Linked DNA regions of Homo sapiens: region 1 is linked to region 2. The links are chromatin contacts, found by Hi-C in ENCODE. All regions are on one chromosome and are shown on one strand. Each heading gives the region's core, a stretch centred on a gene start or an enhancer-like site at or near the end of the contact. The rest is flanking DNA. Distances are from core to core; before and after follow the strand shown. Region 1 holds the start of C1S (complement C1s). Region 2 has its middle 27 kb from the start of APOBEC1.

Region 1 (3,063 bases), core at 477-2,976, 580 kb before region 2:
GGCTAGCTCTGTGTTGTTAAACTCTTTCTCTACTGCAATACCATGGTCTCAGTGAATTGGTTTTGTCTACGCAGCAGGCAGGAAGAACCCTTCGGGTGATTACAAATTAGCCTGCTCCAGAGCTGCTGGAGGTGGGGGTGACACACTTCTTGTGCCTGTGTCTTCTTTCTTGGGAGGTCGGCTCTGTTCCCAAGACTGATATCATGGGGAACTCCTCTAATGTGGCAAAGCAGTTTGAATGCTGGGCAGCCAGGGGAGTCACAGATGGTTGCATACACATCTGTGTTCTGCATGACACTGCTAGACATGGCGGACAATACCAAGACGGATCAGACCCAGCACCTGTCTTCCGAGACCTTACGGGCTCATGATTCTCTTCCTTTTAACATGCACATTTATTAGGTACCATAGTGTGCAAAGCTTGTTCACTCGAATTATTTCATTAGGTCCATCTGATAGTCATGTAGGGTAGGCAGAACTGATAGGATTTCTGTTTTATATTTGAAGAAACTAGGTCTGTCAATAGTGAGCCAGGTTTAAAAAAAAAAAGAAACTAGGAAGTTAGGTGATGAGCCTAAGACATCACCACTGGTGAGGAGCAGAGCTGGGACATGAGCCTATCTTCTGACTCCAGGCCCAGTGCTAAGCCAACTAAAGGGGCATAAAGGGGAGCTGAGATCAGGGAAGGCTCTGTGGAGTGGCACTGCCCCTCAGTCCCTTGTCTGCAATTCTAAAATCCAAAGGACTCTGAAAACAAAGTCTCTGTCTTTTTTTTGTAATGGGATCTCATTCTGTTGCCCAGGCTGGAGTGCAGTGGTGCCCTCTGCAGCCTCGACCTCCCTGGCACAAGTGATCCTCTTGCCTCAGCCTCCTGAGTAGCTGGGACTACAGGCGTGTGTCACAATACCTGGCTATTGTTTTTTGTTTGTTTGTTTTCAAGTTTGGGACTAAAACTCAATTTGGCAGCAAAACCTGACCCGAACTGATGTGATTTGTAATCTTTAGTTATCCATTTACCGTAAGATCAATGTGTTTAGCTGCAGAAATCTTAATGTTTGTTAATAGGGGGTTATCCTGGTCCATAAAGGGAGGGAGAGGAGGAGGTGTTACCTAATATTGGGTCCATGGACTACATAGCCTAAAAAAATCTATAAAATTTCAAAACACACCTGGCTTCAAGGGTTATGGATAAGGGAGTCTGGGTTGGATCTGAAAGGGGGCTTGGTTGTGGGGTAGAATTTCGATGTTTGGAAGGGATGTGGAGGGATGTTATGAAGAGGAAGCCTCACGCCATACCACCTTGGGTCTTGGTGTTAAGTCATTATCAACCATTACATTTGCTTTAAAGCAGAGATGACTTACATTTCTGATAACTACTTTCCCTTAATTCATGATTCACACACATTTGGAGGGCTGGACTTTCTGGGTTTGGTTATTTCCCCTGGTACCAATCCCCGCCTTTTCCCAGAAATCACTTGACTTTCCCGAAAACTCAGAAACACACCCTTTGGCTGAAAAATAGCATTAAGCAATCGGTGAAATTCCCCATTCCTCCTTTCCCCGCTGGAGCCCTGGATAGAGGGCTCTCTGGCCTGGGAGGAGGACGCTGTCCTTGTTTCAAAAGCAGAGGGAGCTCCAAGATCAAGGCTGAGTTTCCCTAAGTCATGGTCTCCCAGCCCCCTCTGTTTAGATCAGGGAATTTCAGACATGCACACTCGGGTAGGGAATCTTATGAACAGAACCAGGACAGGGAGGCTGGCCGGAGGTTCCTGCAGAGGGAGCGTCAAGGCCCTGTGCTGCTGTCCCTGGGGGCCAGAGGGGTTGCCCAGCATGCCCACTGGCAGGAGAGAGGGAACTGACCCACTTGCTCCTACCAGCTTCTGAAGGTAAAATCCTTACAAACGAGGAGCAGAGCTTTGATGGAGGAAAAAGGAAAGGCAGAAAACTTCACGTAGGAGGGCTTGGGGCAATGATAGAGGGCTGACAAAGGCAGCATAAAAAAAGGCAGAATATAGACAACCTATTTCTCTTAGGCTCACCCCATCCACCCCTACTTCACCCCCTTACCTACCACTGTTTTCAGGGTTAAAGCAATTTTAGCAACCCTTTACTAGGAACTGTGGGGAGATAGCTTGTATTTTCAGTAAGTTGGCGGTGGGGGGCAGGGACAAACTCCAAACAAACTCTGGAAAACGAATGTAGGAAGTTTTTATGTTCCTTGTCATTTGGCTGTCCCTTTTCTCCTTCCTCGCACAACCCTGTATCAGTGGGGCAGCACTTCCTTCTCAGACCGCTTGTCCCAGGGTCCCTGCCTTCCCCTAGTGAAAGAAGCTCCTGCCTCCATCGGTGGGCGTTGGGAGCATCAGCGGAGATGCACGCAATGATAAACAGCAGACAGGGCTGCTTGAGGAGATGAGGTGATCACGGTTAAAGAAGAGGGGCTGTCCTACATGGATGATCATGATGCGCCAAGACTGTTGAAAACCTGAGTGGAAATGGGAGCATCGTTCTTGAGGGCAGGAGAGAGACTGATACCGCGGGGGTGGGGCTGGTGGAGGACAATAGAGGAAGAAGAAAACTGGGAGAAAGTACTCGATTCCTTTGGAGAAAAATTAGGAGAAAGTCTAGAGAAGCAATGAGGGAAGGATACAATTTAGCTATAGTCTAGAAAGTTAGTCGAAGTTAACTAGGGAGGGTGTGAGGGGCACGGTGCCATGTGGGGATGTTGGTGATATGGCCCTGTGTGTTATACCTTTGAAGGTGACACTGAGCCCCAGGTGACGCCGCACCACCAAAGAAGGTGCTTGTGTTTGTCAGACAAATACAGCCAGGCCTGCCACCCCTTAGGCTCCAAAGTCCGGAGGTGCAGAAAGCCAGGACCAAGAGACAGGCAGCTCACCAGGGTGGACAAATCGCCAGAGATGTGGTAAGTGATCAAGGGTCCCTGAGATGACACAGACTCCATTCCCTTCATCTTCTCAAGAAAAGCGCTCAAGGGCCAGGCATGATGGCTCACACCTGTAACCCCAGCACTTTGGGAGGCTGAGGCGGGAGGATTGCTTG
Region 2 (3,019 bases), core at 131-2,630:
GGCGACAGTGTGCCACATGGTGAGAGTAGGAGCAAGCGAGATGCCAGACTCTTAAACAACAAGCTCTTGTGTGAACGAACAGTGAGAACTCATTACTTCAGGAGGGATCTACCCACATGACCCAAACACCTCCAAATAATACAGGAATTATTAAGAAATAACTTTTAGGCCGCTAGAAAGGGTAAAGGTTCTCAGTGGAAATTTTCCTGTAATAAGAAGCAACCCCCAAACCATTTCTTTTCTAACAGAAAGGCAGCTTGAAAAACCAGGCCGGCAAGCTTTGATATGCAAATGCTGGCGATTAGAAACTGGGTCCACCCAACATGGCCAACAGGAAGAGTGCCACCCTCTCCTCCTCATCACTACATGTGCCAAGTGTCATGATTGCCTCCAGATAACATGGATATCATGGTGACCTGCATTTGCATATTAAAGGAGTAAGGTAGGAGTGCCAGGTTTTTCACGGGCTATGTGAATGACACGCCTGGTCAAACCAATCTCCTGGGCCCTATGCAAATTAGACACCTCCTCCTCCAGCCTCCTGCTATAACAAACTACTCTGCCACACACGGGGTTTCTCTCTGGGAGCCCCCCTCCCTCTGTCCCTGTACTGGGAAGCTTCTTCCTTCTTTCTTGCTTATTAAACTCTCCACTCCTTAAAACCACTCTACATGTGTCCATGTCGCTTTATCTAAAACGATGTTAGACCAAGGACCCTGCTGTTCTTCCATTCATCAGAGCAGTTATCATTTTGGTTGCATTGACCGGGAATTCATTCATCGGAGTGGTGACTATAGAGCGAGCCCCAACCTCAAATCTCTCCTTCAATTTCAAGGCTCTCTTCTTACTATCCTGTTGCAAAATTTTCCTTCTTTCTCTATCCACGGTCTCTTACTCTCTCTCTGTGAAAAGTGCAGGGAGTTTTACAGTTCAGTGAAACAGGTCTGCTAGGAAAGATGGCAAACGCAGCAGGCAGTAACTCAACAAGCCCGCTCTCTGTGGCTGCGCTGGTGAGCATATAGTATTTCTAAGCCAACAGCGCCACCTAGTGGAAGTAGAAATCCTCTTCAGGGGCCACATTTTTTACGGTAACACTGAACTTCCTTTTGCACCACCAGAAATCAGGCTCTAACCTACTTCTGTGAACCGGAAAGTTCTGCCTTCAGCAATTAGAAGTAATATGTCCTCGACCGGGCATGGTGGCTTACGCCTGTAATCCCAACACTTTGGGAGGCCAAAGCGGGTGGATCACGAGGTCAGGAGTTCGAGACCAGCCTGGCCAATATGGTGAAACCCCGTCTCTACTAAAAACACAAAAATTAGCTGGGCGTGGTGGTGCACACCTGCGGTCCCAGCTGCTCAGGAGGCTGAGGCTATTGAATTGCTTAAAACGGGGAAGCAGAGGTTGCAGTGAGCTGAGATTACGTCACTGCACTCCAGCCTGGGTGACAGTGAGACTCTGTCTCAAAAAGAAGTAATATGTCTGCTGCCACATTTTAGTCTTGATATTGTCCCATAAGCAGGAAAATGGCCATTCTGTTCCTACGCTCTTTTAAGACATCTAATCTGTTTCCTGTTAAAATGGTATAATTAGTAGGGAGATTTTAAGTTCAGAAGTTAACCAGAACCATTTTTCTGAGGGTAAATGGTTTGGCATGGGCCATAATAGCAGGCAGTCTAGCACATTGCCTCTGTTAAAGGAGCCTTGACCAAAAACAACACAGTCTCTCCAAAGATCAATTTTTCAGGGAGCCAGGTAGATCACATAGGCTTAGGAAGTCAAAGGGAATCACACAAGGCAGATAAGCTAAGGTTGCGTGGGTAAAGTGTGGTTAATCCCATTGAGAGGTGACAGCGTGCTAGCAGTCCTCACAGCTCTCGCTCGCTCTCGGCGCCTCCTCTGCCTGGGCTCCCACTTTGGCGGCACTTGAGGAGCCCTTCAGCCCACCGCTGCACTGTGGGAGCCCCTTTCTGGGCTGGCGAAGGCCGCAGCCCGCTCCCTCAGCTTGCAGGGAGGTGTGGAGGGAGACGCGCGAGCGGGAACCGGGGCTGCGCGCGGCGCTTGCGGGCCAGCTGGAGTTCCGGGGGGGCGTGGGCTTGGCGGCCCCGCACTCGGAGCAGCCGGCCGGCCCTGCCGGCCCGGGGCAGTGAGGGGCTTAGCACCCGGGCCAGCGGCTGCGGAGGGTGTACTGGGTCCCCCAGCAGTGCCAGCCCACCGGCGCTGCGCTCGATTTCTCACCGGGCCTTAGCTGCCTTCCCGCGGGGCAGGCCTTGGGACTGCAGCCCGCCATGCCTGAGCCTTCCCCCGCCTCCGTGGGTTCCTGTGCAGCCGGAGCCTCCCCGACGAGCGCCGCCCCCTGCTCCACGGCGCCCAGTCCCATCGACCGCCCAAGGGCTGAGGAGTGCAAGCGCATGGCGTGGGACTGCAGCGCCGGTGCGGGATCCACTGGGTGAAGCCAGCTGGGCTCCTGAGTCTGGTGAGGACGTGGAGAATTTATGTTTAGCTCAGGGATTGCAAATACACCAATGGACACTCTGTATCTAGCTCAAGGTTTGTAAACACACCAATCAGCACCCTGTGTCTAGCTCAGGGTTGTGAGCGCGCCAATCGACACTCTGTATCTAGCTGCTCTGGTGGGGCCTTGGAGAACCTTTGTGTGGATACTCTGTATCTAACTAATCTGATGGGGAGGAGGAGAACCTTTGTACCTAGCTCAGGGATTGTAAACGCACCAATCAGCGCCCTGTCAAAACAGACCACTCGCCTCTACCAATCAGCAGGATGTGGTTGGGGGGGGGCCAGATAAGAGAATAAAAGCAGGCTGCCCGAGTTGGTAGTAGTAACCCGCTCGGGTGTCTCTCTGCCTTGGTGGGGCTTTGTTCTTTCGCTCTTGGGGTCCATACTACTTTTGTGAATTACAGCACTCACCACGAAAGCTTGCGAGACCACGAGCCTACCGGGAGGAACGAACAACTCCCGACGCGCTGCCTTAAGAGCTGTAACAGTGACCGCAAAGGT

What was found. Hi-C counts contacts between places; a loop is a spot of excess contacts on that map. Pooled maps may share reads with other maps.
Region 1: a map of Caco-2 shows a loop between it and region 2 (23-fold over the local background). The contact joins the promoter of C1S here to the enhancer-like site in region 2. A Hi-C loop is called at or near these places in 6 of 168 maps with a recorded cell type or tissue (Caco-2, IMR-90, PC-9 and 3 more) and 10 of 50 pooled maps.

Annotation. Positions count from the first base shown.
Region 1 is chr12:7,058,992-7,062,054 of GRCh38, forward strand. It overlaps C1S (complement C1s), which reads left to right and starts at 1,727. Exons shown (of 12, transcript NM_001734.5): 1 at 1,727-1,886; 2 at 2,848-2,926. The coding sequence starts at 2,922. RefSeq lists enhancers at 1,314-1,815, 1,816-2,315.
Region 2 is chr12:7,637,816-7,640,834 of GRCh38, forward strand. No RefSeq gene overlaps it. Among named protein-coding and RNA genes, the nearest start is that of APOBEC1, 27 kb to the right of the region's middle. RefSeq lists an enhancer at 31-565 and silencers at 1,007-1,136, 2,218-2,317. Within about 2 kb of position 1,381, at least 8 of the 41 ENCODE cell types and tissues checked have a DNase peak (open chromatin) inside an H3K27ac peak, as active enhancers do.